Linked DNA regions of Mus musculus: all the other regions are linked to region 1. A link is a loop called in an ENCODE intact Hi-C map of the cell type or tissue named here. Cell type or tissue: left cerebral cortex. All regions are shown on one strand. Links, peaks and the distances in the headings refer to the core of each region. The heading gives the core; the rest is flanking DNA. Region 1 has its middle 120 kb from the start of 4930441J16Rik. Region 2 has its middle 47 kb from the start of 4930441J16Rik. Region 3 overlaps 4930441J16Rik (RIKEN cDNA 4930441J16 gene). Region 4 has its middle 79 kb from the start of Lnpk.

Region 1 (8,007 bases), core at 1,775-6,774:
CATGGGGAACCCAACACCAGTGGATACATCTGCACCACATCTTCCACATGTTGTGGCTTAGGGAACATCTCAGAAGATGGGAAGTTTATCAGAGCCAGAATACCGGGAAGTCTGCTGTGACACTGTCTCTCATAGAAGTGGCTGCATAAAGAAGATCTGAGCAATGGCAGTATCAATAGATGTGTTAACTTGAAAGGGGCGGGGAGAATCTCACCGGTCTCATTTGTGGACAAGAAACTACATGTTTGCTGAAAGAGGGAGAGTTAGCCTCTACTAGGAATGAGCCTCCCAATTGGTTGTTCAATGCAAAATTGTCAGTTCTGAAACCATATACACACTGCCAACAAAAATGGACTTTAAAGATTTTATGTATACATCTGTGCAACACACACATGAATGCACACACACAGACACAGACAGAGGCAGAGAGACAGAAACACGAACAGAGAAGTAGAGACAGAGAAACAGAGACTGAGAGGCAGACAGATAGACAGACAGACAGAAACACAGAAATAACAATAATATTTGAGGAAGAAAAGGCTGTCCTACCAAGGAAGGACACTTGGGGGGACTGGAGGGAGGAAAGGGAAGGGGAAACTAATATAATTTTATTTTAATTAAAATGTATGAAATACATAAGATAAAGTTTGGAAAATATGGTTCCATATTAATCCATTTACATTCTTTCCCTTTTCCTTTTACCCTGATAAACCTGATTCTAAACAGGTGTCTTTAAAAATACTCTTTAAAATGATTTCATTCTGCTATCTGCCCGGACAGGTAGGAGGTGAGAGTCACCGCTTCCTGTCTGTGGTGTCACCTGCAGCCTGAATCTCTTAAGCTTTCACCAATCTTATTTTACAGAGAGCCCTAATTTTGATAGGCAGTTTAAACAATGCCCTTACCATCCTGACAGTTGCCATCCATTGTTCTGAAGGTTCTGGTTCCCTCAGCACCCTTCAGAACTTGAAGCCTAGAGGAACATAGGCTGAAAACCAAACCAACCCTGTCCGTCATATACCTTAATGTCTTCAAATAGCAATGAAATTATTTTACCCCATACCCCAAATTTTGCAGCAATGTGATTTACTAAGAACTTACAAAAATGATTCGCCCACAAAAGCGAGTCTTCACACATACTTTCACTCCAGACTAACTCCAATCAACCGCTTTGATGTTCCTCAGTATAAATAATAACGCTAAAAGGACAAACTCCCTAACGCTGATTCTCAATCACATTTGATGTTATGGAAGATAAACTTGCCTCCTTGTGAAGGAGCTAACTAAACACAAGGTCCCAGAGGAGCTGAACGTTGTGCAAATTTCTGAATGAATCTCTCAGGATTTGTTTTTAATCTGAATATTTAATAGCGTGGCATTGCAGAATTTGAATTATACTACTCAATTTTAATGGTTAATCTGCTTTAAAAAAATACACAAGCTTAATTGTGACATACGAAAGTCCTTATTTAGGGTAGATTTCTAATTTGAGTGCTGTCGGCCCTGCTGCGTAAAGAGTCTCCTGGGTGCTGGTTTTTAAGAGAGTGTGTGCGCCTTTACATCTCGTCCTGAAACAATTTCTCTTCTCTGCGTCGGCCCCAGCCTCCACACAAGCCAGGAGCAGACAATAGATCCAGCCTAATGGAGTTGTGTACTCGCCATCTGTAAGAGCAGCTGCTAGCCCGCATCTGCACAATATGCTGGGACTGAGAGCTCCGCTAATCTGCATAATAAGGAGGAGGCTCATTCCACTCCAGCTAATAATCGTGAGCAATGGATGTACTTCATTCCCTTACTGCGGAACCCAGCCAAGCCGCTTTCCTGTGCTGGGTAGACAAGGGTCAAGTGAGCCGGGATGGCCGGGAGCTAGGAACCATTCGTTTACAGCTTCAGGTTGCGTTGGTCCAGTGGGATCAGGGTTTGGGCTGTCTCTTGAGTCATGCCGTCATGAAATTAAAAATTCTGGGAAATAGGACAAAACACACACTAGCAAATGCTTTTGAAACAATTAGAGTATTTGAACAATTTGCATTTAAAAAATGTTCCCTTGGGGAAAACAAGAGTACAAGCAAGTTTGTGGATTAATTGTGAACTACTTTGAGTAATTTGGTTTTCATTGATTTTGTTTTAAATGGCTGTGCCTGGCTGAAGTCGGACCTCGAAGCTGTATTTGTGCATTAGCAAATCAAATTTCTGTTAATTTTCATTTATGATACTGGGATGAAATGCTGTCTCAAAGGCGTTAGCTCTGAGTAAAAATAAAATAAAATAAAATAAAATAAAAGATGGATGATTGTTGAAACAATAATTTTTTAGAATGGCCTAAATCAGTTTTTTATTAAAGGTTTTGCCAAAGTAGCTTAATTACGCTAGAAAAATCCCATGCTTCCGAATGAATATAACTTGATTCCATAGAGTTGATCTAAAGGCTAACACATTTGCACTTGATCTTAGTTGACCTAGATCAAGGACAAGGTTTTAAATCAGAAAGTAACTTGTGGGATTTATAATGCTTGATTATAAAAAGTAGTGAGACCATTATCTAATTTCATACAGAAAAAAAATATTTGCATAATTCACCAACCCTTATGAGGTACAGGGAAACGAGCTTTAATTTACAGAGTTGGAAGCCTAGGGCATCCGAAATAATTGTTGCCACTAGCAACCAAAGCAAGTTGCTTATGGTTCACCTCAGCCTTTTAATCAGCATTATGTGGTTAGCTTAGATCATATCTTCAAGGGTGATTTAGAAGAAAATTTTACTGAGTAATTCCCTCTCGGTACAATCAACATTACTGTTAGTCGGAGGTGGGTAGAGATGTTGGTGGGGAGTCTGTGCAGTTTAACCTGAGTGCTGGTTTCCACCCGTGTCACTGACTGATGCTCACAGTACCAAGAGTGAAGAAAAAAATGTCCCAAGGGAGCCGGAACACTCCTCTTCCTCTGTTCCATAACTCTGAAGCCCGTGGGTTTCTTCATGTCTTCCCATGTCTTCACGGAAAGAGAAATGATAGGTTGTTCCAGAGTGCTTTTACAAGCTTGTTTGTGGGTCTTTGAGGCAAGGTCTTACGTAACCCAGGCTGGCCTTGCATTCTCTAAGTAGCCAAGGATGGCCTTGCATCCCTGATTCTCTTGCCGACACCCCCAAAGTGCTGAATGATAGACATGTGCCCCCACACCTGGTTATGCAGTGCTGGGGCTGGAACCCAGGGCCTTGGGCGTGCTGGGTAAACACTACACCACCGAACTACAGCTTCTGCCCTTGTTTAAAACTATTGAAGGCCATTGAATTATAATCATAAAGAAGAAAATAATGGGTTAGTGTAGCTCCAAACATAGGGTGCCTTCATTAAAAAAAAAAAAGAGAAGAAGTCTAGTTTCCTTTTAGAAATTAGAGAAACAAAGACAATAGAAGAAAACAGTAATAGCATAAGCTTGGAGATTCGTTGTGGGAGGAAAGCATGTTGCTGAACTGAATTTTTTATTTAGGTTCTATTAATCCATTAGTGTTTATACAATGCATCCCTCTCTGTGAGTATTTGGGTCATTTATTTAGTTGCTAGGTGATTGTTTCTTTCTACACACTTAAATGGGAATCCTAAGAGAGCCAGAGATGTTCCTCCTGTATTCCCACCATCTGTAGCAAAGCAAACCCGTCATAAACATCACAGTGAATAACTGGTGAAAATGGTTCCAAGCCTCCCACCTCCCACGGAGCTCTTCCAGGATGTTCTAGTTGTCGCTTGGAAGCCTGGGTTCTGTTTTCAGGCAGTCTTCATGCCAAAATGTCCCTAGTTGAACTTAAAAAAAAAGAGAAACCCCAACAGACCACCACAGCAAACATATGTGTGTTTCTGGAGAAGATGTAAGACTTCCTTTTTCATAAAAGAAAACCAGAAAGTTTTGAGAGATGATTCAGCAAGTAGGAGGCTTGTTATGCAAACCTGAGTTTGGATCCCAGAATCCATGTAAAAAGTTTGATGTGGCTGCACAGGTCTGTAATCCCAGTGCCATGAAGGGCAGAGACAGGAAGATTCCCTGGGCTTTCTGGTCACCAGCCTAGCTCTGAGTTTAGTGAGTGATCCTTGCTGGTGCAAATAAGGCAAAAGTGATAGATCCGGGTATCTGCCACCCTCTCTATCATTTTATCTTTGTGATGTTGTCTAGGGTAGCAGGGTTATATTTCAATTAATCACAGCCTACTTCCAAGTCTTTAATGTAGGTCCCGCTTAACCGATTTCCCCAATGTACTACTTCTTGCTTCGTACTCAACTGTCCTCGGTACTTGTGATGGCTTGAATAGGTATGGACCCAGTAGACTAATGTGTTTGAATGCTTGGCCCATAGGGAATGGCACTATTAGGAGATGTGGCTTGGTTGGAGAAGGTGTGGCCTTGTTGGAGGAAGTGTGTCACCAAGGAGGTGGGCTTTGAGGTCTTCTATGCTCAAGCTATGCCCAGTGTGCTCACAGTCTCCTGCTGCCAACAGATCAAGCTGTAGAACTCTCAGCTGCTTCTCCAGCACCATATTGGCCTGTATTCTGCTAAGCTTCCTTCCATGATGGACTAAACCTCTGAAAGTGTAAGCCAGGCCCAGTTAAATGTTTTCCTTTTATAAGAGTTGACTTAGTTGTGATATCTGTTCATAGCAATAGAACTCTAAGACAGTGATGTTGCTGTCACACTTTGATTCTGTACATATTCAAAATGTCATATACATTGCTAGTTTTTAAATCACTCATATGTATTTCCATATATCTGTTGCCCTTTTAAGTCCAAACTTCTATCTCACATCATTTTTTCGGAACTGGTGGTGAGAAAAAATTTCCAGCTTGGTTTGTCTGAGAAGGTCTTTGCATTTTGCTTTTGTGTTTTCTTGATGGTTCTAGAAGTGCAGGTTGACAGCTGTCATTTCCCATTGCTTGAAGACCAACGTCCTGGCCTATGTAGTTTCTATCAAGAAGTATTATATGTTTACTTTGACCCTCCATGGGAACTGGCTCATTTTTCTCAGGTTGATTTTATAATTTTCATTTTAGGATGGATTTACTATAACTTTATGTGAGTGTGAGGGAACTATTAAAACCATGGTTTTGTATAAGTCCCTTCTCTTGTAAGATAAGCAGGGAGGGGAAAGGGTGGGGAAACTGTGCAAGGTGAAGGAAAATTGACCACTGCTGTCATTAGAATATGAGGTCATGTTGGGATGAGCACCACGGTTCAGAGAGGGAAAATGGCCTTTCCCAGATCATGTATCTTACACTTGACAGAGCCAGGGCTGTGGTCCTGGAAGCCTTGACACTGCTTCCTTATCCTCAGGGCTAGCTTGCTAGACTAAATAGTGAGTGCATGTTTAAGTTGATGAAGAATTGCCTGTTTTCCACAGTGGTACAACCATTCGCATTTCCACCAGCATAGATGGGCGCCCCAGAAGTTGTGTCTTCACCTGCACTCAGTGCTGTCTGCATTTTATTAATCTCAGCCATGTTAGTAGATGTGCAGAGGTTTCTCAACATGGCTTTAATTTGCATGCCAGGGGCTGACCCTGTTGACTTACACTTATGACTTGGTTGGTAAAGTAATTGCTCTAGCCTTTTGCCCATTTCAATCGTTCCGTTTTCATACTGTTAAGTTTTGAGAGCCATTTCCACATTTTGAGCCCAAGACTGTGGTGGTTTGAATGGGAAGTATACCCAGAAGTTCATGTATCTGAACACTTGGTCCCCGGTTGGTGCAACTATCTGGAAATATTATGGAACCTTTAGGAGGTGGAATCTTTCTGGAGGAAGCACATCACTGGAGACAGGCTTTTAGGTTTTTATTGCTTGCCATTACACCCTGTCCTTTCTTTCTGCTTCCTGTCTGTAGATCAACTGTGATAGCTCTGCTTCCTGATTGCCTGGCCAACACTCATACGCCAGTGGCCATGACTTTGCCATTGTGATGAACTCTCTCTTTCTCTCTCTGTGGAACTGTAAGCCAAAAGGAACCCATTCTCCCCTAAGCTGCTTTTTGGCAGAGTATTTTATACAACAACAAAAAATAACTAACGCAAAGGCCTTTGTCAAGTATGTGATTTATCTCTTAATTTTCAATGAGCAAAAGTTTTTAAATCTTGAAGTTCACCTTTTTTTCCTTTATGGGTCTTGTTTTGTTTGACATGTCTAAGGGTTCCTTAGCTAAGCAAACATAAAAATTTTGTATTCTTCTGGTAAATTTTGTAGTCTTTCATTTTACCTTTAGATCTATGATACAGTTGGAGCTAATGACTACATGATATGAGATTTAGCTTGATGCTCATTTCTTTGAATATGAATGACTATATATTATAGCATTATTTGCTGAAATCTGTATTTATTGATCAGCTAACAGATACATGCATAGTTTGAGAACAGTGATCATACTGAAAAAACCAGCACTTTTGACCTTTTTGGACAACATCCTTTTGCTGGTCCACAAGTCAGTATGACAACCCATCAGTCAAGCATTTCATGATTTAGTCACTCAACAAGCACAGACTAGGCTTGCCTTACGGCTGTTATCAGACAAAATGTCAGGGTTTCAAAAGGGCCTGGAGCATGGTTGATTTTGCTCCAGGATTTCATGGTCTGTACAAGGAAACGAAACAGGCCAAACTTACTGTATCTATTGAGACCAAAAAAAAAAAAATTCCCTTTATGATGACTTTGGGATTTCTTTATTTCATTCTTTGTTTAATATCTAATCATTACTTGTATGCATGCCGAACTTGGTTTTACTTCTTGGCCCAAAAGTCATTGCTGTACTCTCTAGTCTCATAAAATCCTTAGAGGAGTACAGTGTGTGAGAGAAATTGACCCTGAATCCTGCTCATGGAAACAAGGATGCTTATTATCTGTGTAAACATAACCGGATTCAAGGCTTGGATTTTTATAAAGTGGAATTTCTTAAAATGAGGCATAAGTACACTACAACCATCACTCCACTCCACGTGAGATCAAGATCAGGAATCCATGTCTCCTAAATGTACTGTGGGTGAAGGCAAAGCTGCATTCTGTGGGTCATAGGCTCCTAGGACTTTAGTGGTGTGTGTGTGTGTGTATGTGTGTGTGTGTGTGTGTGTGTGTGTGTGTGTGTGTGTGTGTGTGTGTGTGTATGTGTGATATGCTACACATGGGGAGGTCAGAGGTCCACTAGTGGGAGTTGGTTCTCTCCTTCCACAGGGATTGGATTCAGGTCATCTTGGTGGCAAGTGCCTTTTACCTGATGAGCCATTTCGCTGGCCCTCTCTAGCTATTTTTAATAAAATCATGGTTAGGATGATACTGGGAAACAGAAAGTACACACATTGTTTAAAGACTAAGTAAGTAGCTGCTTTTGAGAGGATGGCTATAGATATTTAAGATCTCGTATTCCATCATGAAGCATGCTATCCCTCCTGTTTTTAACCAGAAAGCCTTGCACACCTTTTTTGAGGGACACTTCCCAGCTCTCAGTTGAATGCTGGGGTAGTATGGGCGTTGACTATAAGGATGGACATGTAGTACCCGACAGCTGGGCTTGCCATGCCTGACTTTGCTACTTTCCCTACAGTGTCTACTTTATGTATTATGAGAAGCTAGGAGGGGCTGGCTTATAACATGTAACAACATAGTAAGAAAAAGGAAGATAAAATGAATGGTAATGATAGTTAACATTAATTGTAGACTCACTGTGTACCAGGCACTCATATTCTCTGTACAGATTAGCACACTCAGTTCCTGAGACAGTCCTGTGAAATGGAGATCACAGACATCTATCTGTTATGGATGTGAGATGTGATAGTCATAGCCTGAGATAGACCTAGTAGTCTTTGTGTCATCTTTCTCCTTAAATGTGTCCTTAGCTCAGTGACATGCTCATAACAACAGAACATGGCAATAATGATGGCATGCCACTATATGGCTAGACTATGACTTATGTCTTGGGGTCTCCCTTGCCAGCTTACAAAACAAATCATTGTCTTGGCAAAGGTCTGTGTGTAAACAAT
Region 2 (8,007 bases), core at 1,357-6,356, 69 kb after region 1:
AGATGTGGACTTCTCATGTACGGAGGAACACCATGGGGCACGTGACTGGTGGTTGGATTTATACTATTTGCCTAGTGTCAGAGAGGTCCTGGGTTCAAGCTCCTTCACTTCTAAACAGGGGCCAGAAATAAACGTAGCTTGCCCCCACCCAAAGATCAGGTGCACAGGTCACACGCCGAGTCGAACGTCGGTGGCCCAGGGTGTATCATCCTTTCGCAGACAGAGGCAGGTCACACTTTACATCTCATGAAGCCAAACACAGAACATGACTCCTTTTCCTTCCATCAGCCCTTCAAAAGCTTTTTAAAATAAAATATTTTCTAGTTTAAATATATTCCTTTCATTGTCCCCTGAAACGTAGCTTTAAGTCCTTTCGATTCTCTGGTACCATTCCACGTGCGTTTTATTGGATTATAAAGCTTGTAGCCATACCTGGGCCAGGTCTGTCTAGATCCTCAGCAGATACCAGGGCCAAGTCTGTTTAGCTTCTTAGCAACTCCCCTTGGCCAAGCACAGCATCTAGCGCCTGGAATGCATTCAACACCCACTTATCAAATGCACAAAATGCACTGAGTGCAAGTTGCTGTGGAATTATTGACACCTTCATCAGGGTCGTGATATATCTTTTAATGTAGCTTAGAACCCTGCCTGCCTCCACAATGCCCTATCAACTTCTTCTGATTTTAGCATGAATTTTTTCCTATTTTTCAAACATTTTCTTCTTTATGTTTTGTTATTAGACCCTTATGCTTTGTGTTTTTGAGCATCCTAATCTACTTTTTAAAATTTTAAAGTCAAAGATGTTTCAAAATTCAAAAAGATTTGAGTACCTTCATGGTAGTGCAAGTGGAAAATTCCTGTGACAATGTGACTTGTAGTCAAACACAGAGACACTAAAAAGACTGTAAATTTCAGATTATGTGTATAAGGAACATAAATTTAAATTTTACACTGGGCACTGGATCCATTCCTAAGATAACTTATTGTATCGATAGATGCCTTCCAAAATCAGAAAAATAACCGTTATCTGAAACCTTTCTGTTTCCATGTACGGTGTATCAGTGATAGCCATCCTGTGTTGTACACTCAATCTCTTGAACACCAATGCAGACCTTGTCTCTCATCTCCTTACTCCAGCTTTCAGGATTGTTAGGAATCCCTTTTTTGTCACCCTGTATATTAATTATCCTCTTCATACACACCATATGTAGACCACTAGATTTGCTTCCACAGCTTTGTTCAAACCACTGAGAAGGTGAAGAGGGACAGCTAGAAATGTCATGTTATATCCTACCTTGTGACACAGCACCATGTGACACAATACCTTCCAGCATGCCACTTAGCAATTATTGGAAATTTGGTGCCCATGGGGTCTCACAGACAAGCCTATTTGCCTGTCCAGTGATGTTTCAGAAGCCTTTCCAGGCAGGATTGCTTATTAGCATGATTTACACATCCTCGAGCATGCTTTTCTCTCTGTGAAACATTGGTCTTGGAAAGGGTAAGCTGAGATTGATTATATAGTGCACCTACAGGGCTTGCCTCCATACATGTGGTACCTGCTAAGTACTAGACACATGCTGTCTTCTCTGTCTGCTAAGTAGTCATTCCTCTTGGCCTCTTGTCACTGGGTTCAGAATTAGAAGATAAATTTACCAAGTCCTTATTTCAGGTATATTCCCCATACCCAACATCCCCACTCTTGACTGTTGGAAAAAGATATAATTCCATTCCCTAGAGAATTCCTTGTCAAACAGCCAAGAACTTGAAGAAGTTTCCAAATTCACGCACGCACGCACACACACACACGCACACACACACGCACACACACACACACACACACACACACAGAGAGAGAGAGAGAGAGAGAGAGAGAGAGAGAGAGAGAGAGAGAGAGAGAGAATCCCAGGAACATCTTTAGAAACTTGTTCTGATTCTTCACCTAGGAAAATCAATCCAAGTTCCCCCAAGTTAATATGCTAACTAACTTTAACGGCACTTTTGGGACCCTATTTATTTTTAGCATATTCTCTCACCTAATTGTGTTTTCTCAGGAACATCCAAGCCAGTCTGAGCCAAGTAACTGAGGGAAACTCAAAAGGAATTCATCTCTGAAAACCCACAATGTGGAAACCCACTTGTACCTAATAAAAAGGAGCTTAGATGAGAAATGCAAGGATACGAGGGATTTCGGGGTGCTCTCCTCTCCTCTCAATCTTAGCTGTCAAGCTCATGTCAATCTCAACTTCAGACACATTTTCACTAATGAAATACCTGCATATGCTCTCTGGATCAGACTAGAGTGCTCAGCATAGGTTTTAGCCATGAAGGTTCCCTTTAGCCAGATACAGACGTATACCCAAATTTTAGGGCAGCAAAGATATTTGTACTGCATTTAGGTAACTTTAAGTAGTTAAGTAGTTAACTACTATTTAACTCCTTTAAGTAGTTAATTCTAAGTAATTTTTTTGTGATAAGTTGCTCAGTCACTTCCCTAGTGAAGATACTTATTCAAATAGGGCTCAAACTCTGTGCCTTGGTCCAGGGACTCAGAACTACCCTGGATCCTAGGGCTAAAGGCTCTTCAAACTGCTTTCATGGTGACATTTTCCTAACAGTGTTCACATGCCTAACTTTACTGGACTGCACACTTAGAATTGAGTAAAATGGTGAATTTAATTACACACACACACACACACACACACACACAAACACACACATCACACACACACAAACACACACACATCACACACACATCATACACACACACACAAACACACACACAAACACACACACACACTACGCTAAATAAGTAAATCAGGACATGAAAAAGGTTGCAAAGAACAATATTATCCTAAACGATTTTAGGATAGTTGACAAACTTGAATATAAACAATGAAGTCATACTAAACATTTATTGTTATAATAAATTTGTATTAAGTTATTTGATAATTCTAAAAAAAACAAACAAGAAATTCTTAGGCAGAGAGACCTATGTAACATGCAAGTTCAGACAAAAGCATTTCTAGCTGATAAAAAAAAGTTTAGGGCAAATTAGGGCCTGAGAGGACTGAGCCTGTGATCACCCCTCAGGAAGGGAATCTCAGGTTGAGGAGGGTTAAGAGCTGAAGGTTATGGATCTGGGGCCTGGAGAGGGGTAATGGTTGTTTGTGAAACAGCCCCTGTGCCTGATGTGTCTGCTCTCAGTGTCTTATTTTACTATATCTCCATTTCCCTCCTATACTTCACAAAACCCGTCTATGTTAATGGAGAATTCTTTTGCAAATATGACCGTTTTCTTTTTTCTTTTGGACAAAACAAACGTGTAGAAAGATCTCTGAGTGACTTTTTTAAAAAAAAAAAGTGGAAGTAAATTAGAATTGTTTAAAAATATTTCTTTATGAGAGTGGGACTATATGAATGTGGGCTCAAGCAACTCAAAATTTATGAAAATATGGGTGTGGATTTTTCTAGTTTATTTTGTACTTAAAGAAAGATGGTCTGTGAATACTTTAAAAGCAAAAAATTACTCCCAAAGTTGTTAGTATACTAACTTTAAAATATTGACTATCCATTACAATAAGTCTTCAAATATCTCTACTTTCAATGATTTGCAAGCCTTTGTCCTTTACTGGCTATAATAGTTTTTATTTTATGGGATATTTCTTTTAAAATATTTTATAATTCTGACTGGGCTATCCCCAATTAGTCCAAATCATTAAATACTTTTATCTTAGGCTAAAATGTTTATTGCATAGCTTATTTTCAATGTTTTCTAGCATGTAGACTTTTCTTTTTGATGTAAGAAATTCATCTGGTACAGAAATTATTTAGAGGCGCTAAGGGAATAGATTAAGGAGAAAGTATCAGAGGTTAACAATGAAAAAAAAAAGGAAAGAGTAACTTGTATAGATAGACAAAAAGAAGCTTGCCTGAGAGAGGAGAAACCATAGATCATGCTTATTTTGGTAATTTAAGAAAGTAACAGTGGAAAGGAAACTAAGTAACAGACAAGAATGAGAAGAACAGCCTCTGCAGGCCAACCTTCTGTTGGAGAGAATTCCAGGGGAAAGTATTTAGCCACATTCCTGACTTTTCCCTGAGATATCACATTGCAGACCTCGTGTTCAGCCTGAGCAGCAGAGCACAGAATAGTGATTGCAATGCTGACAAGGGACGAAGAGGATTATATAATGCTTGCTATTGAAAACTGCAGTGCCGAGATGCCTTCCATCGGCACAGCTCCCATTCCCGATGCCAAGAAAGTCAAGAGGAATTCACACTCAATGCTCCAGTTGGTGCAGTGTTGGATAAACTGACAGATGTCGAAGCCTCGCTGAGCTACGTGGGCTGCAATCAGGACCATGTGGTTCTAAGAATAGGGTCTCTGCTCTCAAAAGTATATGTGTGCATACACACATGTACTGATTGTGTAACAGTACAGAGTTATGTCTGTGACAAAGATAGAATGGAAGGAAGAATCATCATTGTATGTAAAATTTCAAACTTACACAAAGGGAAGCAGCAGGAAAATTAACTCCCATGTTCTCCCCCCAAACCCTCACTGCTTCCATAAAGATCCATCCTCATTCTCTTTGGTTTTGAAATAGAGTATACATAATATATCTAAAAGTCTGTATTATTTTGACAGGCAGATCTATACCTACATAACCCACATAACAAATTTTATTTTAGCTCTCTGGGTTTCGCTAGGGATGTAAAGGGGTTTTAATTAAGAGGGTCCCATTTTGAGATCAAGAATGGCTGACACAATGCTGGTACTTTAGGTTAGTATCTGTTGTTTGGGGTTCTGTTGAAGAACAATAGGAGAAAGATAACTACACACACACACATACACACATACACACTCACACACACACATGTATACACACACAGGCGTGTGCACACGTATTGCATACCCACACATCCATACATGTACACACACACAGTCTGCCAGGGTTTGAATGCATCCATCAAAGGCTGTTGTGCTAAAGGCTCGTTCCTGAACACCTGCCATTTCTGGGCGGTGGTGGGACCGTGAGAAGGTGGAGACGACGGAGGAGTACTAGTGCAAGTATGTGTGTGGGGTTGTGGACAAGGGGGCTGTGGGACCATGGTCTCTTCCTGATTTGGTTTTTCTGTTTTTGCTTTCTAGAGGTTTGTTCTGCCATGTGCTCTCCACCACTGGCATTCAGCGTGCCCACAGACTGAGTCTACCTAACCTTAGAGAAAAGCATTTAAAACTAAAATGCCTAAAAATAACTCTCTTCCTTTCACCTGTTGACATTATGGACTGTGCCATTATACTGGCAGAAAGCTAACTGACTCAAAAGCTGAGGAGCAGAAGAAGGAAAGAAAAAAGTTCTGAAGTAAAAGATTTGGACCTGCATATCCTAAAAAGAGGAAAGGCATTCATAAAGAACACACACACACACACACACACACACACACACACACACACACACACAAGAGAAGGAGAGAAGGAGAGAAGGAGAGAGGGAGAGAACAAGAAAGGGAGGGAGGGAGAGGGACAGACAGACAGACAGAAAAAGAGACCTTATATTTTCATAGGCTCCATGAGAAAAAAGTGTTTTCCTCCTTCCTGGTTTTACTTAACTATTAGAGAAATTTCTAGACCATGTCTAAGAGTCTAGCCCTGCCATCAGTCTTCTAAAGCTACTACTCCTTCTGTTCAAAAGGCCCTGAGCGAATTTTGTTTGTGCTTCACAGAGGGTTTTCTGTGCCTGTCTCCCTTCCATCCTGTCTGCGCCCCTTTGTCACCAGTCCCCTGACTGTTCTCAGAGCGGCTTCCTGCCTGCTCACACTGCTGATCATTGTTGACATTCCCATTGCCCTTTGAATCTTATATGTGTTGAGAGAATAAGGTGCCCAGGTCTTATGCACACTCCAGGGGAGCCCTTTCCCTAACTGTTTCTCGAAGCGTTTTCCTTCACTTGCTCCATCTTCAGGCCAGTTCTCTAAGGCATAACACTCACTCCCAAATGTAGCCAAAGCACACTCTTCCTGGAGTGCATCAACCTCTACCTTTCTTGGGCAGGGGTTGGGGGGGGGTCTACCACCCTGTCTTTCCTCCAGATCTCACCCACACTGTCCTGACAGTTTCTTCATTTCCACCCTGGTGACTGAATTCAGTGGTGTGGTCCAGTGTGACTCTAGAACTTTCTTTCCTCGAGATGGCCTCTAGAGCTCTTTACCATGACTCTTGATTGGTGGCATGGACTGAAAACCAGCTTCAGCCATAGTTTTAAGAATGCAAAACAAGGGCATTTTTCTGTTGATAGATTGATTTTATTTTGCTGTTTGGGTTTTTATGAAGTACCAGATTCCCATGTCTGTGGGCCTCCCCCACAGGACACTGGCATCACTAAGCTCTAACAAAATTGTTTCTCATTTGTTAACTGAATATAAATCCCTTCAATGTCAAAGGATTCGCCGTCTGTTTCCTCAAGGTGGTGCCTGTCTTTGTAATTTGGAGGAAAGAAAATTTGCACATATGCACACACACACACACACACACACACACACACACACAATTGTAGAAGGACCAATACTGATCAGAGAGGTGTTATACATTGCTTCATCATGTTTTGTAAGCTCACACATGTGGTTTAAATGATTATATTTGTTCTATTAGGTCTAATCCTAGAACCTAAATGGTATTTTGGGGACTAATCACAACAATCACTACATATTTCTATCTCTTATCTATCTATCTGTCTGTCTGTCTGTCTGTCTATCTATCTATCACCGCATTCTCTCTCTGTCTCTCTGTCTCTGTCTCTCTCTGTCTCTCTGTCTCTGTCTCTCTCTGTCTCTCTGTCTCTGTCTCTCTGTCTCTGTCTCTCTCTCTCTCTCTCTCTCTCTCACACACACACACACACACACACACACACACACACACTCCCACCATATGGTCAACATTGGACTTTAAATTACTATGTAGCCCAGGCTGGCTTTTTGTCTCAACTTCTCAAGTGTGAGGATTACAGGAATATGCCACCACTCCTGGATAGCAATTAAAACCTTTATCTAGAGACTATATTTTAGATAAATGCACTTGGCCCAGTGGCGAAAATCACTCACTGCTCTTACACAGTACCCAAGTTTGGTTACCAGCCAAGAGAAAGAGAGAGAAAGAGAGAGGGGGAGAGAGAGAGAACAATTTTTAATAAGTGTTTCTTTATTTCTGTTTTATTTTTATATGAAATTCCAGAAGTTGCTTGATTGGTCAATATGTATTTATGCTATGCACAGGCTTTGCCTTTTGATCATTGGTTAGGTTTCTTCCCTCAACTTATTCAGCCTTTAACTTTCTGGACCAGAAAGTCTATAGCACGCTTTGGTCTATAGCCCCACAGAAACTCTCCTCATTCCTTGCCATTCTCTTCTTTTCCCCTTTGTTATTCTCAGCAAGTAACGTTGAGATTGATTTTTGTTCTTTTCCTACTTCTCAAAACTAGCATCGGCTCTTTGTTGAACTTAAAACACTGTTCCGGGTTTTGTATCGCGGACACGTCTCTCTTTTCCTCTCCACAAAAACAGACTTTCATGATTCTTAAACTTTAGTCTTCATGAGCTTTTTGTTTCCTCCTTTAAGAACCCAGTACAGTGACCCCTGCTCTGACTGTGAGTGCTAAGACTGCTGACAACTCTATAGAAACACATGGTTATGAAGTACTTTTGAATTGTGTATAAAATCCATGTTCAGTTTAAAAAAAAAACAAATAAATTTGCCAGCTATATGCCTTTAAGAGTCTGCTTTGTTTGTTCCCCTCCTGCAGCTGAGGACCAGTGCTGGTTGACTTTGGCTCTGGGGGGGGGGGCGCTGACAGGAGCAGATGAACCTTTGAGCGTGAACCTGGATGCTATTTGATGCTGAGATACCTTCATATGCTCCAGGAGCACACGAAGGATGAGAGCCTGGCATTGGTGTAATCAAGAGGTGAACTGCTGAGCTAGCTGGCAGGAGCTCCAAATCCCATGGCT
Region 3 (8,007 bases), core at 1,060-6,059, 120 kb after region 1:
TCATTATAAACTCTTAATCAAATAAGACCATGACCATTTATATCTGATCTATCAGAAATCAATGACTTTTCTCTCATTCCCATGTGTAATGTGTATATGGGACCCTGAATGAAGGACCACCTGACTTATTTTAGAATGCTAATTTACTGAGTCTTGGTGTCAGCAGCATCACAAGCCTAGCTTAGGGTCATTTATCTCGTCCATCACAGTACAAGGTAAGTAATCTATTTTTCTGGAATTAAGATGGTCCCTTTGCAGAGACTCTATGCTGACTCACCACTGAGAACTGGTGACATGTGGAGACTGGTTTGGCATGACTACTTTATAAAGTACATTTTGTTGTCTTCTTCTCAAGTCTCTTAAACTTCTAATGAATCACGTGACATGTGTGGGGTGGGGGGACTGGGTACGGTATGTGCGGTTACTATTATTACTGAGCCACCAGAACCCATCTAACTGTTTACGGACAGAAAGTGTTTGCTCTCTGGTGTGGCTGAATTTATCACCATGAAACTAATCATAGACATATAAACATACTTTTCTTTTGTTTCAAAACTCTTCTGTTTCTTTGCAGTAAACAATTTCTCATCACAAATAGTCGAATGAACAAGCAAATAAATCAACAAATAAAAATGAAAACCATACAGAAAAGCACCCATGGAGACCCCTGGTTATTTTGGAGGGATAAATAAAGGAAGTAGGGAATGGACAATGAAAATCGGGTTTGCTCTGCCCTGCCCCAGTGTCCTCTCGATGCATTGTATTCCGTTCTCTTTCTTTCTGAGGGACGCCCTGCTCTTCCAGGTGAGGCCTGACTGAGCCTTCCCTTGGCTTCACAAGGAGCCTCAGATGTTTGACCTAACCAACCTCCAAGTCTTTGGAGGTTTGTCCATCATAAATTTGCAGTAATTGTTTTGACATTGTTGACCTCTCAAAACATGAAAAGTAGGGCCCGAACAATGAGCAGGCTGTAATTTCATTAGGGGTTTGTTACATTTCAAAAGGGAATACAATTTTTTATGAAAAACAAAAGGAACCTTGTCATACTCTATTAAAGCGGTCTCTTAGCTGAAAATTGCCCGAGGACTTACAGGCTCCTAATTGCAACACTCTACCTCAGGTTTCATGTAATTTAAACGAATGAGTCTTGTAGCGAATGTCTCCTGTTTAAATTACTCAATGTCTCTTTCTTAAATTGCTCAAACTTAGTATTTTGACCTCCTTTCTTCAAGAGTTCAGTTCTGAGAACAGAAAATTCTGGGGGCTGAGGGGAGAATGTTTATATCTAAGGAAGTTAGCAAATGATTCATTTTTAAAGACACTAACTAGTTCACAATCTTTATTAAAAATGCCACACTGTTTGCGTAGAAGGAGGAAAAGGAATGTGTAGGCACGGGAGGGTTTTCTTCCCTTGCGTATTTCTCAGGGACGTAAGAAAGTACTTATTACAGCAACCCGAAAATCGGGTCTGAGGGCTGGTGCACAGCTAGCTGTGTATGAAGGGAGTAAATTGCCAGATTGTAAACACAGCTTGAGTCGCTTCTTTCTTGACGTTTGAACTAACTTAAGTCCCCTCGGGATCTGACTTGAGTTTTGGCAAACTACAGCTTTAAGTTTTGAGAGATGAAAAAGAGAAAAGAAAAGAAAAAAGAAGAAGATATCACCTAACAATGTCTCCTCTTTAGGCAAGTTGTTGTGAAGTTGGTCATCTTAATGACGTGTGGTAAAAGAGCTGAGGAGAGACAGATGACGTCACCTGGCCCTTTCTGAGATATTGGATGGTGATGAACTTGTGGCATTTAGAAAGGGCTCTCTGAGCTTAGTCAGACTGGGATTCGAGCAAGCATGGGGGTGGAAGCAGAGAAACTGCTGGTAGTTATTAACTTCCTGGTTATCTCTGAAACTGGGTAAAGAGATTATAAGGGAAGAGAGAAGGGGAGAGAGGTCCAAGGAGGAGAAAGGAGCAGGGAAGAGAGGAGGAGTCGGGATTTCTCAGTTTACAGTCTTCTGTACGTTTTAGGGTCTACTGGTTATTTTATCATGCAAACCTTTACTTACACCACCAAGTCCACCTCATGTCATGGTGAGTCTCACTAGCTGCATTAATATCGTGAAAAAAAAATGTACTGGGGTACGTGCCTGTGACTCTACCGCTTAGGAAACTGAGCTGGGTAGATCATTAGCTCCAGGACACCCTAGGTTGTCCAGTGAGGCCCCATCTCAGCAGGCGGAGGAGGAAGAGGAGGAAGAGGAGGAAGAGGAGGAAGAGGAGGAAGAGGAGGAAGAGGAGGAAGAGGAGGAAGAGGAGGAAGAGGAGGGAGAGGAGGGAGAGGAGGAGGAGCAGGGGGAGGAGCAGGAGGAGTAGAAAGAAATAAATTTTTTTTAAATGATGTTAGGTCAAGTCCACTAGTAAATAATAATATTTTAATGTGATATTTTTGTATTAACAAATATTTCAGCAAGAGTTCGACATGTACATGGCAAGAATCTAAATTTCTTACATGTACCAATTAATTTAGTCCCCATAGCAACCTCGTAAAATAGGGATTTTTTGCTATCCTCACATTTGAGGTGGAGAAGCTAAGGCATGGGCAAGTTTACAAACTGGTGTAGTCGACACAGCTCTGAGGTCAATGGGACTGAAACAGTTTGCCCTTTCTGCAGCATGAGTCTGGATTTTTAAAGACGTGTGGTCAGTCATTCTCTGGAACTGAACGTCATTTCCATCCCAGACGGACTCCACTAGAGTCATGTCCTGCTGTGTCGCCCTGGTGGTGACAGTAATTAACAGCCATGTCTGCATGAAGGACAGTGGTGAAGACCGTAGCTTTCTCATTGTCTGTGGAGAACTGAGACAACAGCAAAAAAAAAAAAAAAAAAAAAAAAAAAAAAAAAAAAAAAAAAAAAACCCCACAGGGCAGACTTGTGAAAGACGAATAGAATGTGTGTTTTATCTGCTCATTTGTTCATCTACCAAATTCTCACAGAAGGTATCTCATGTGCACCTGGCATCCTCTTCTCTCCACCGTAAACAAGCCAGGCCCTTCCTGCATCGCTTGGGTGTCTCAGATACTTTCCTCTCTAGGAACTCTTCCCCACCCACCCTCTTCTGGGGTTAAAAAAAAAAAAAAAAAGAAAGAAAAGAAAAGAAGAAAAAAGGTGAAAGGTGTTCCACACAGTCTACCTGTAAGAGCAGGGAGACGAAAGTTCCTGAGGTTATTTCAAAACCATACAAAGACATCCACGCACGGAACGCACGGCCCTGAATGTGCTCATCGTGTCCTCAACTACCAAGCTGCATAAGGACTTGCATTAAAACTGATGGTGGGGGAGGGGAAGCAGAGACGGAGACACAGTTCTTGAATTAAATGGATCCTCTCTAGGGGTGTGCACTTAAGGATGTAGTCAGCACAGCGTTTCGGTGTCTTTAGATCTTAGGAATGTATTTCAAGATTAATTATAAAATGAATTCTTTAAAATGGAAAAATACATCCATTTCCTAGTACTCCTGACAGCAGAGTGGTTAAGAAAAGTCTTGAAGCAAGCAGTTCAGTGGCTGGACCGCCACCTACTGGTCATTGTTAGCCACAACTGAGCCGTAGCTTAGGAAAAGAAGGTAAGAAAAAAATGCCTCGGGCAAGCCCTCTTTCTAAAGAAAATATTTTAATGCTTACACTGTGGTGAAATGAATGTTTTAAAGGATTAAGAGGATATGATTAGTGTCATTTCAAATTCCTCTACATGTTTTGGTAGTTTATGGAGGTCACACTGCTTAAGATACAAGTTTCACAGTGTTCCAAAAATGTATATATATGCAGGCCGTTTCAATCAGGTCAAACAGAGCACCGTCGCGGAAATTTATGAAAATGTATCCCAAACACAAACGCACCAACCTGAAGGTGTCAGCTTGCAACTCCAGTGTCCAATGTCCAGAAAAGAGAGAAGGTCTTTGTCCTCACACCTTTCTGTTTAAGAAGCTTTTGCAGATTTTAAAAATATATACATTCAAATATATACATTCAAATAAGGAGATCAAGTCAAGAACATCCCCAGTCATTTCTGAAGGACCCTGAACTGGCAGAAACCTGTTCAGTTAACACCGAGTTTAACATCTGTCAAATGCTCACAGTTCAGGAAGACGTGTGATTTTTTTCCATGTTTCTCCTAAATAACTGAATTCCTCATTGTCGAGTGATAGTGCATTCTTACAAATGACAATGTTCCCTACTGCTTAAATGTAGAATCCTGGTGGAAACTTCACAAATGTTATGGAGTCCTTCGTTTCTAAATGGCACTTCTTTAAGTCTTTGTGCTAAATTATACATGTAAGGAAAAATTGCAGAGTGTTTATCATTGTTGGTAGGATGCATAAATGTATATGCTTTTGCAATTTCACATGAGTTTATAGATTTTTTTCACTCATACTAACATGTGACTTTATTTATTATGTTTTTAGGGCATAAGGGAAAATCAACCTAGACTAGTTGGGTTTTATTAAACTATGCTTCCTACTAACGCTATGCTATAGCTTTCAGTATTAAACTATGTCAGTGAATTCTAACAACCCAGCCATTCTCAGCTAACATGTCTCTTTTCCTTCCAGGGCAAGGTAGGTTTAGAGAATACCACCTTCATTTGTTAAGATAATCTCTTCACAAAAGAAGACTAAAACTCCATTTTATTTTTTGTGATAATAGCATTTTTCCCTGTACATAAAAAGCCTTAGCAGATTTAAAATCACCATGATTAGACCCACCCATGCCCAGTCTTGAGATAAACATATTGTTTAGAATGTTTTTCTTTATGATATCAGTCACACAGGTATAAAACTAGAGGTCTGTGTTTGCCTTTATTTACAGCTACACTGATAAGATTTATAGAGATAGTATAAAATGATATTAAGCAACAGGAGTAAAGTTGATCAAATATTCACTTTCTATTTACAGCTTTTTTCCTTAGGTGAGTCCATTCAATAATGACATTAAACCAAAGCCAAAGAAAAATAACTTTACCTAAAAATACGGATGAAGAACCGAACCAAATAAAATTAAGCTGATCTCTTAATAAATGTCTGTTTATTGTTTTAAATTCTGCGTTTTTTTTCCTACTTTTCTGAATCATGCTGACGACGCATCTTAGAATACAAGCATATATAATAACTTGGACACAACCATTTTTATTTCTTTTGTGTGTCATTACTGAGAGATTGAAGCAAGCCTCACCTAAGTGTAGTGATGCAAAAATAATCGTATCCCAGTCTGGCTGCGCAAGAGCGGAGGCAAACAAGAGCCTCATATTAAAGTGCTTCTAGGTAGCTGACATGACACATCTAGCCAGACGTAAATAATGACAGACGGAAACTATCATAAGGTCTGTGAAGCATCAACATACCGCTATCATTTTCTCTCTAACCTTGCCTTGCTAGCAGCTCTCCGCCTTCCAGGCCGAGAGATCATTTAAAAAGCAAATCCTAATGACCCTGCCTAGTGTAACAACCGTCCGTCCCGGAGAGTGGCATCAATTTAACTCAGTTTGGGAACTCAGAGGAACAGCTATTGTTGACTCAAACACCCTAAACTCCAGTTCTCCACAGATCAATCCCCGCCCCCACAGTCTCCCCTTTTCCTGTTGCTATTTCCAAGCCTTAAGAAGAGATCATCCTTGCAGGTGGGGAAATGGCTCATCGCAGTTATTCACTTGGCATTCCGTATGTCATCTCTAAGATGTCACCTAGATTTTAGGACCAGCTCATTTGGTACAAAATGCTTTAAGTTTCCCCCTCCTTTTTTTTCATGTGGCATACATTATTTCCTGTATATTATGTATGCACAGGGTAACCGTGGATAAATAACATCCCTGTGTCCCTGTAGCTTAAGCGTAACACGGTTATGGTTCAGATAAACACGTCTGTACATGGCTGCCATAATCAATGTGGAATGGCAGAACAATTTTGCAGATGCATTCCTGGGAAGAGGGAAAAAAAATAAAAATAAAGGCTGTCTTGTCCAGATTCAACAGAATGTATTCTATTGAATACCTGAGCCCAAGTATTCACATGCTTTATTTGATAAGGCAGGAATGACTTTGCAAGCCAGAAGGAACTGAAGCTGATACACAATAGGATAATAGCATTATCACTTTGCAAATCAGCACGGAGCTGTCCTTGGGTGCCCGCAGAGGGGCTGGGGGGCTCCCAGAGAGCTTGCTGGCTAGAGGAAAAGATCAGGAGCTCAAGCTGTCTGCTTGTGAGCGGGAATGTATGAGAATAAATTGCTGGCAATTTCTTGTTTGGTTAAAAACCAGATAAGCAGCACATATGTGTTCTCACCATCATGCGAGGGGCGTGGGTAATCGGAGGTGGGGGTGGGGGTGGGGGCAAGAGAGAGTGAGGGAGTTTGCAATGGAAAGCAGCTATTGATCTCATTTCACAACACTTTAATCTCTAGCTAAATATCTTACTTACCTTGTAGGAAAGAGATGCCAAGTTGAAATAAATAATAAACACACAATATTTTAAGGACTTTTGAATTTTGCATGGTAATAAATATTAATGCAGTTTGTGACTCCCAAAGAAAATAGAGGGCACTTAATCCTGTTGTTGATAGCAGGTAGACTGAGTGTTGATTTCCCGGGGCGAAAGTGAAAAATGTACTATTTGGACTTAAATTTATATTTAATAAATAACTAATTTAGGATCTTGTTCTATATGCAAGGATATAATCACAAGGCATTCGCTTTTAAAAGGTTTCATTTATTCTTGTGAGCTTAATTATTGCGAGGAAACTGTGAGCAATTTGTTTTTTACCAGTGTCTGATTTCTGAGAATGGTTATTAAATATTAAATGGATGCATAATTCAGGCAATTAAGAAAGTAATCACACAAAGTAATGTAATGGAAGTTAATTATTACTGCATAAGCAAATAGTTCATTAATGCTAGTAGTTGCTCTGGCTGCATTCTTAATACATGCAGAACTGAAGCGTGGATCCTCTGTGTATTCCAGGGGCTGATAGGAAATGTGAAGCTGTACAGTCAAGAGCACCACTAATGAAAAGCAGAGGCAAATGAGGCCGTATTGACCCCTGACTTGTCCAGATAAGGCAGGATTATCATTACTTAGGAGAGTTTTGTTGAAAACAGCATGGCAAGAGCTGCTTATAATTTGCAGGGGGGGCAGAGGATGGAGGGAGGTTGGAATATGAACCTTGATGTAAAGAGAACCCCACAAGAATCCAGCTTGTTAAAAATAAAAGTCACCAATCTTGCACTCAACCTGATTTGTTTTTCTTTTTAAACCAACCCTTTTATTAAACAGCTAGAGTCATTGTTTAGGACTTTGAAAGACTCCAACGGTTTTCGGTTTCCTTCCTGCCTGCCTGCCTTCCTTCCTTCCTTCCTTCCTTCCTTCCTTCCTTCCTTTCTTTCTTTCTTTCTTTCTTTCTTTCTTTCTTTCTTTCTTTCTTTCCCATAAGAACATCAGAGCTGGTAACGTGGCTGACTTAGTCCTCAAGTGAAAATTCTGAGCCATCTTTGCTGGCGCTGTCCCCAAAAGCAGTGCGCTCTGGAAAGGCTCTGTGATATTAGATTCCCATACCCCCTAACATGACATTGCACTGTTAGGAGGCCTGAGATGGCTGGATTGAGCCCAGGAAGGGAGAGGGTGAAACAATGGTGGATCTAGGATCCAGTGCCTCTAGGATCCACTGGTCACCTCCTTTATGGGTTTACTGTTTAACTACCCAGATCTGCCCCATGCTCATTCTTGGTCTTCAGGCAGGTTGATGGTGTCTATTCTGACTCTTCAGAATTCCAGGCACACACAGGAGATTCTCCAAGACCAGGTCCAGTTTAACCAGGAATTCATTACATGAGAGTATTTGTCACTTCTCTAGGGGTTGAGGCTTGTTCTGGGCAAGCACTGGAGATGTCAAAAAACACTGGTCTCTCCAGCAGAGGCTGCCAGCAAGTCAAGGGCAGTTTAATCACTAATGGCATAGAAAGGATGCC
Region 4 (8,007 bases), core at 1,898-6,897, 75 kb before region 1:
CAAGGTAGAACAAAGGCAGTTATGGAAGTCAACCACTGCTTTTATTCTGTATTGAATAAAATAGATTATCAGGGCTGCTACTTAAAATCGAGACGAGGCCTGGGGGAGAGTCTTTTTTTTTCTTCTTCTTCAAAGCAATGGATTAGAATGTAGACTGTTGTCCATGCATTAATTGAATAATTTCAAAAAGGTAGAAAGGTTGACTCTCACAAATGTATCCTTAAAGGACTGTAAATGAAGACATTCTCTTGGGCATATGTTTCTCCAAATTGTGGTCATCCCCTAATAGATAACTTGATTACCAGTTTCATGTTTCCCATGCCTTGTCTTATGTTAGAATTTCTTTTTTTTTTTAAATTTAATTTTAAATTGAAAGTAGAGTTATCTTCATACACTATATTCTGATCAAAATTTCCCCCTCATCTCCTCCCCATCTCTTTACCCTGCCAACTTCATGCTTTCATTTCCTTTCTCTTAAGAAAACAAACAGACAAATAAAAAAGACAAGCAAACCAGGACAAAATGCAAAGAACAAATGAAGAAAGAAAATATGAGAAATACACACACGTGCACATACACAGACACACACACATACATTGAACATAAAAATTCAAAATTGGAAACCACAATATACAAGCAAAATAACAGTAAGGTTAAAAAAATGCCCAGACACAGCAATATGAGACAAAAATTAATCTCCAAAAATACCTTTGAGTTCATTTTGTGTTGGCCATTTTCTTTTGGGCATGGGCCTGCCCTTATATGTGGTTTGTATACCGAGTCAGACTCCCTTGGAGAAACTAAGTTTTCCTTTGTGAGTGGTTGTTAATTGAAGGTAGATTTAGAATTAGGAGTAGGAACTTGTGTCTACTTCCGCATTTCAGTGCTGGGGCTCCGTCTGGTTTGGACCTGTATAGGCCTCTTGCATGCTGCCTCAGTCTCTGAGGGTCATATGTGCACCAGGCCTGTTGTGTCAGGAAGGCACTATTTTCTCTGTATTATCCATCCCATCAGTGTGTCATGCAGGCATTGCATTAGGAGTAGGAGCTTGTGTCTACCTCCACATCTCAGTGTTAGGACCTGATCTGGTTTAGATCTGTGCAGCCCTCCCCGTGCCCCTAACCCTCCCCCTCCCCCTCCTTTTGCCCCTCCCCCTGCATGCAGCACAGTGGACTGGACACTGGTAGCAGGGTTGATATTTATCTTTCTTCTCTGCTAGTGTGCGAAGTACCTTCTAGTACTGTGAACACTAATCATTAGGGGGCGAAGGCTCTAGATAGGCACCAGCTCGATTTCACTGTGTTCATGGAGACATGTAGGCGTTTTACCATGAGTGTGTGGAGAGCAGCCAGTGGCCTTGGCAATAGCCTAAGTTGTTGTTTGGGAGTTTTTATGGTTCATAATGGAATTTTAAAACAGAGACTGCTTCTTTTATTGAGATAACAAGCAATAGTCTCTCACCTATTGATATTTAAATTTATTGTCTTCTATAATATCTATAATTATTTCTACTAACTCATCATTTAAAAGTTAAATTAGATCTGGCACATTGGCTCAGTGGGTAAAGGTATTTGCTATCAAGCCTGAGAACCTGAGTTTGATCTTTGGGACTCATATGCTAGGGGGAGAGAACCAGTTCTTGAAAGGTGCCCTCTGACCTCCACATGTGCACAGTGGTGTGCCCTCTGAAAGGTGCCCTCTGACCTCCACATGTGCACAGTGGTGTGCCCTCTGACCTCCACATGTGCACAGTGGTGTGCCCTCTGACCTCCACATGTGCACAGTGGTGTGCCCTCTGACCTCCACATGTGCACAGTGGTGTGTACATGAATCCGTGTGCGCACACAAAGAAGTGTGAAAAGAAAATTAAGCTGTGTTGGAGTCTCTTGAATGAAGCATTTCTAAGTTAGAAAAGCTAGTTCAATACTGGAGGTTATTTTGTTTAGGGTTCTTTCTTGTTTAGATTGTCAAAAAACTAATGCACATAAGACACTTAGAGATCCCCTGTAGCAAGTTACATAAGAACACAGAACTTCTAGCTATTAAGAGAGTAGCAGCCATGTGCTTAGTCTCAGAGGCACTTGCTCTGTGGTTCTCTGTAGCCTTTCAGCATTTCCTCTTGTTTCTACAAATCCCCCCAATAGTTCATTTTATTCCTTCATTCATACTGCCTATTCCTACCTATCATCTTACTGTGGTAGTGTATTCATTTGTTTCTCAATGTAAATATTATTTCTATATCTTTTAAATCAGAATGTTGGGTTTTGTGAGAATATATTAGTAGGTTTACTTTTTGTTGATTTCTTATTACAGATGTTTAAGCTTTGGGAGCTCTAGGTTTTCAAGTTTCTTTCCTTCTTTTTTTCAATTATTTAATTTATTTCTTCACTTTACATCTGGATCACAGCTCCCCATCTTCTCCCAGTTCCCATCTCACACAGCCCCTCCACCTTTCACCTCCATTTCTCCTCTGAGAAGGGGGAGACCCCTCTGGGTACCAACCCACTCTGGAACATCAAAGCACTGTAGGACTGGGTGCATCATCTCCCACCGAGGCTAGATAAGGCAGCCCAGTTAGGGGAATGGAATCCAGAGGCAGGCAACAGACTCAGGGACAGCCCCCGTTCTTGTTGTCGGGGGACCCACATGAAGACCCACCTGTACATCTGCTACACATGTGTGGGTAGGCCTAGGCCTAGCCTGTGAATGTTCTTTGACTGGTGGTTCAGTCTCTGAGAACCTGCAAGGGTACAGGTTACTTGACTCTGTTGGTCTTCCCGTGGAGTCCCTATCCTATTCAGGTCCCTCAGTGCTTTCCAAACTCTTCCACAAGACTCCCTGAACTCTGTCTAATGACTGTGGGTCTTGGCTTCTGTTTTGGTCAGCTGTTGGGTAAAGCCTCCAGAGGACAGTTACAACAGACTCCTGTCTGCAAGCATAACAGTATCCCTGATAGTCCCGGGGACTGGTTCTTGTCCTTGGCTTACTTCACTTGGTACAGTCTATCTATAGTCCTACAGATGCCATGGTTTCACTTTTCTTTATAGATATGTAAATTAGGGGTCTATATAAGTACAACATTTTCCTTATCCACTCCTCCATTTGGTGGGCGGGCCATTTCCTTGCTATTGCAAAAATGCAAATGCAAGTTTTCAAAATGCTCTCTAAAGGTCCTTTGGATTTCACTAGAATCTATGATAGCCTCCCATTTCACTCTTGGAATTTATCGTTGCAGAATCAACACTTTGATGGATTGTGTGTGCGTGTGTGTGTGTGTGTGTGTGTGTGTGTGTGTGTGTGTGTGTGTTATAGTAGTTTCTGCTTGGAAACATATTTCTTGACGCCTACTGCTTTGAGGCTTGAAAGTTTTTCTAGGACTCCTGGCCAAAGCATGAGTCTTTATCTGTGACCCCTCTGCCATAATGCAGGCTCCCACACTCTTACAACTGCGTTTGCTGTTCCTGCCTGTGTCTCACAGGTTCCGCTAAGCTACATTTCATCCTCTTTAAGTTCCTCCACAGTTTCTTCAACAATTCACTGGCTGTTCAAGAGACGAGTTCAGCCTGCATGCGCTTGAGTATTTTTTATACTCTTAAATCCTAGTTTTATTGCAGTATAATCTGATAACATCGAGCAACTTTTTTGACCATCTGTGATTTAAAATGTGGTCTATTTTGGAGACAGCGCATGGGCTATTGAGAAGAGTGTGTATTCTGTAGCGTTTCCCTGGGATATCCTTTACATAGCCACTAAGTCATTTCCTCTGTGGTGTGGTTTTAACTCGGAGATTTCCTTGACTTTTGTTTTAGAGGACCTATGTAGAATTGAGAGCACCACCCACTGTTATTATATCAGAATCTACTGACCTTTTATGTGCATTAGTGTCTGTTTGGTGCACGTGTATTTAAAATGGTTATACCGTCTCCATGCATTTCATGGAAGCTGAGAAGTTCCATAAAGCTTGAGTCTTAGTGTAACGCTCATAGCTCACACTCCTCAGCCCTCCCCTTGCCAGTGAATGAGAGTGTGTGAAGTACTGCTCAGGAGTAGAAAGGGCCCTTTTCTGAACTTTCTAGCAACCATTACAAGCACTTCTTGGTGCTAAGAATATAGTTAGTTGCCCAAATCTAGGGAAAATAATTCTGAAATAGAATCTTATTTTTGTTCCCTCTTCACGGTCCACTGTCCTAGCACTCAAGACTCTTGCTCTGTCTGCTGATGCTTTCATAATTAAGAACGTGGAGCGATTGAACTCATGTGATCCAGTGTGATTTTACCTCAACACAGATGTAGTCTTCGGAAACACCTGATATCTAAAGGATACCCTACATGTGACACACTATGTTAACACGCCTGAATTAAAAATCAATGCATTATAAGAGACCTACTAAGGCAGTGACTTAACCCAAAATGGCAGCTATAACGGAGCAGGGTAACTGTGGCCCCTTCAGGGATCAGCCGTATGATTTTTTGCAAATACGCTGGAGGCCGAGACAAAACAGATGGTGTTGATATCTCAGAAGCAATCCTATTTTACATCTGCTTTTGTCCATGATGACACGTGGAGCGACAGATAGGCAGTAGATGCATGAGTGTGGCCGTGTTCCCTTTCTCCGGAAAAGAGTCACCATGCAATCTTAGGTGAGCTGAACAAAATTTCTTTGTGACAAAGTCACAAAGTCAGCCTGGAATAGTGAGATTCCCGTGAAATTAAATTGATCCTCGAATTATTGCCTAAATGATAGAACAGTAGAAGCTTAAGAAGATATTAACGTTAATGGGAATGGCTCAGCCAATGCCGTGCAAGGCCAGCTCTGAAATGCGCCAGGCATGTTACAGAAAGCCATTATGCTCATCTTTTCGTAGATGCATGGTTTGTTTTATTCTAAAAACATTTGAGGTTTAAAGTTTTTATACCAGGCTTTATGAACAAGAGTGTAATGGGGTTGAAAACCAAAGGACTGCTCGCCACTGTGCTCAGAAATAGAAGGAGGAGAAGCTTTAGCCAAATGGTGTTCATTTGAATCCCCTTTGCTAAAAATCCAATTTAATTTTTCGTCACTTGTCTCATTAACCCCAGATTTAGAGAAATTGAACGCCGTTCGAATAAAACGAGACTGATAATCCAAAAATATTTTTAAAGGGTTTGGCTCTCGCATCGATCTTCCCTTAAATCTTTCAATTACATCTTCTCACATTATCAAACTTCTTCATGCAGTGTATCTGTTTTTATCCCTAAGTTGGAATCCACCTGTCTTAAATGTGTACGGAGCTTTTATTTATGCTTTGAAACTATGGTAGATAAGAGGAATAAGTGTTTCTGATATTATGTTTTGTCATCCCCAGCTAAGAAGATTGAAATCCTGAGAAACAATTTTCTGTAGAAATGAAATCGTATGCCCTCTGAACCCTTCGGGGAAAATAGCCTTTGTGTTTGCTCAGAATGCGAGACAGGGAAACAGTACAAACGCAGCAGCCATCTGAGCCATGCCTGTGACATCTCTGTCTGGGGTGCCTGAGTGATGCTTCAAAAAGATTTGGGGTTGGTTTGCTTGCTTGCTTGCTTGCTTGCTTATTTATTTATTTATTTATTTATTTATTTATTTATTTATTTATTTATGAAATCACTAGTAAAGATAATACTGGTACAGTCTTGTTGATAGGATAATTTTCAAATCAGATATTTGTATTTTCTGGGGAACTTGGGAGATTGCTTTGAAGCCTTTGCATGGATGGCTTCACAGAACACAAGGAAAGGAGTTTTTGGAAGAGCCCCATCATGACAGGATTTCTGAAGGCACGAGGAGAGCCTGGACTCCTGCTCATTCCAGTGTCCTCCAGTGAGCGTCCTGAAAAGGGAGGAAATGTTTTAAAAGACAACCCTGCAACATTATTAATGCCACAACAGCTCTATTTTTCAAAAAAAAGAAATAATTATATTTAGTATAAAGAATCTCTGCATATTGTTCCCTCTTGTTCCTAATAAAATGTTATCTGGCTAAATGATGGTTGTTTTTAGGTTAAAATAAAATTTTGATATTAAAATATAAGGTTACATAATATATAATAAAGCATATGACAGTGTATCTATTGGTATTATTATCAGACCTTCCTTAGATGTAGGAAAAATGGTCTTTTAGATTTACATTTATGAATCTATTAGACAAATTATTTGAATCATACAAATAATATTTTGAAGTTTTAAAAAATATTTTTATTTCATGTACATTTGTGTTTTGTCTACATATATGTCTATGTAAGGATGTTGGATCCCCTGGAACAACAGTTACTGACAATTGTGAGCTGCCATGTAGGTGCTGGGAATTGAATCCGGGTCCTCTGGCAGAGCAGCCAGTTCTCTTAACCACTGAACCATCTCTCCAGCCCTTTATTTTGAAGTTTTACTTTGTAGGTAAACTATATATAAAATGTAAATAGTATATAACTTAGTAAAAGTACAAGACAGTTTCATAAATAATGAAAGAAAACACCTATCTTCATTTCTATATCCAATACCATTTTAATGCCAAGTGGTTTTTAAGCTTAATTACTCAGCTTAATCAACAACATTGGCTCTCAGTGTTTGGCTCACTCCAAAAGTCTAGACTCATCTCCAGTGGTAAAAACTTGGTGCCATTATGAATATTCACAGAAATAGGTGGTAATCTAGGAAGACTACCTCCAAATAGAGTTCCGGTATTGCTTTGAGAGATCACAGCCTCTGAAGACTAAGGGCATTGCTGTAGACTAATGACTTTGAAGGGAAAAAGTATACATGTGGGGTTTACACTCTGCCATGTTTAGTTAAAACTCAGTTTCTTTATTATGGAATTGGAACTTATATACCATTTGGACTCAGAATGTATCTTTCGCAGATTCTTTAAGAACTTGGGCTATTGGGAAAGTGCTATGGTTTTTAGTATATAGAATTACATAACTCAAAAAGTCCTGGCAGCAGAGAAGCCCTAAAGCCCTAAGAGCTTCAGATGAAGTTTGGCAACAATAACTGAATGTTCAGTTGCTAATCACATTCATGAAAGAGTTTCCTGATCAGTTAGTTATCTGCATATCTATATATCTCAGTATATATATATATATATATATATATATCATCTATGTATGTATGTATGTATGTATGTATGTATGTATGTATCTATCTATCTATCTATCTATCTATCTATCTATCTATCTATCAGGCATCCATTTGTCCATTTATCTATCTGTCCACCTATCTATCCATCCATCCATCCAATGACAGCAACTTTTTTATAAAAAATATTATTTTTTGTATGTATATGGCTCCTTTATGTCTTTTATGACTTTTCTGTATGTATAATTACTCTTCTATGTCTGTGTTAGAACTTTTTTTTTCAACTCTAAGTGGCAGAAGTTAAATTAGTTTAAGAGAAACGAGACTATTTTAGAAGACCACAGAGTTGCCTCATATGCCTTAATTCTGGCAGAAGAGGTACAAGACTTGAGCTCAGGGATAATAGCATCGAGACATTCATCGAGACATTCAAATCCCTTCAGAACTGTTCTCTCCAGTTTCCAGCTATGTGTCTCTCAGCCTGCTGGCTTTACCCTCAACAGTCGTACCAACAGTTATAGGCAGTGTTGTCTACAGGATAGAGGAAACAGACAATAATGGCAACCAAGCCAACCTGCAACACAATGAAGTCCATCAATTACCATTTCAGTTCTAGTACTATGAGTCCCAGATACCAAGGAGGTCTTGTGTAAACCTGGCTGTCCCTAGACTGAACGCATGTCTGAGAAGGAACTTAGGGTAGTGTTCTCAAGAGAATGGAAATTTTGAGCAGAAACCACAACAGCCATCTACTACAATTTCCAGAGACTGAACTTCCCTGGTGTAGCCAGCAGTGTCTCACAGGCAGCACAGCATATATTTGAGAATGACTGCCTTCCTGATGACTTTGAGGGGTCCTCCAAATGGAATCCAAATGTTCTTCAAACTGGAATAGTGGTGGAGTTAATCCCCCCACA

What was found. Hi-C counts contacts between places; a loop is a spot of excess contacts. Peaks named below come from ENCODE experiments on the same cell type or tissue, not always from the same donor. Only the 100,000 strongest peaks of a DNase experiment are listed, where the experiment ranks them.
Region 2: a loop joins it to region 1, with 8 times the contacts of the local background. A loop is called at or near these places in 2 of 42 quality-filtered maps.
Region 3: it touches region 1 in a loop (2.5-fold over the local background); 2 of 42 quality-filtered maps call a loop at or near these places.
Region 4: a loop joins it to region 1, with 2.4 times the contacts of the local background. A loop is called at or near these places in 3 of 42 quality-filtered maps.

Annotation. Positions count from the first base shown.
Region 1 is chr2:74,420,648-74,428,654 of GRCm38, reverse strand. No RefSeq gene overlaps it. Among named protein-coding and RNA genes, the nearest start is that of 4930441J16Rik, 120 kb to the right of the region's middle. In left cerebral cortex, for the core only: no CTCF peak of the experiment used is centred there; DNase peaks (open chromatin) are centred at 3,060 and 3,745; H3K4me3 peaks cover 131 bases; H3K27ac peaks cover 1,351 bases.
Region 2 is chr2:74,350,997-74,359,003 of GRCm38, reverse strand. No RefSeq gene overlaps it. Among named protein-coding and RNA genes, the nearest start is that of 4930441J16Rik, 47 kb to the right of the region's middle. In left cerebral cortex, for the core only: no CTCF peak of the experiment used is centred there; a DNase peak (open chromatin) is centred at 4,281; H3K27ac peaks cover 785 bases.
Region 3 is chr2:74,296,016-74,304,022 of GRCm38, reverse strand. 4930441J16Rik (RIKEN cDNA 4930441J16 gene) reads left to right here. Exons shown (of 5, transcript NR_040501.1): 4 at 3,504-3,616; 5 at 4,947-5,083. Among named protein-coding and RNA genes, the nearest start is that of 4930441J16Rik, 7.7 kb to the left of the region's middle. In left cerebral cortex, for the core only: CTCF peaks have their summits at 2,774 and 3,576 (motif pointing left); DNase peaks (open chromatin) are centred at 2,753, 3,344 and 3,519; H3K4me3 peaks cover 536 bases.
Region 4 is chr2:74,495,480-74,503,486 of GRCm38, reverse strand. No RefSeq gene overlaps it. Among named protein-coding and RNA genes, the nearest start is that of Lnpk, 79 kb to the left of the region's middle. In left cerebral cortex, for the core only: no CTCF peak of the experiment used is centred there; DNase peaks (open chromatin) are centred at 3,035, 3,615 and 3,956.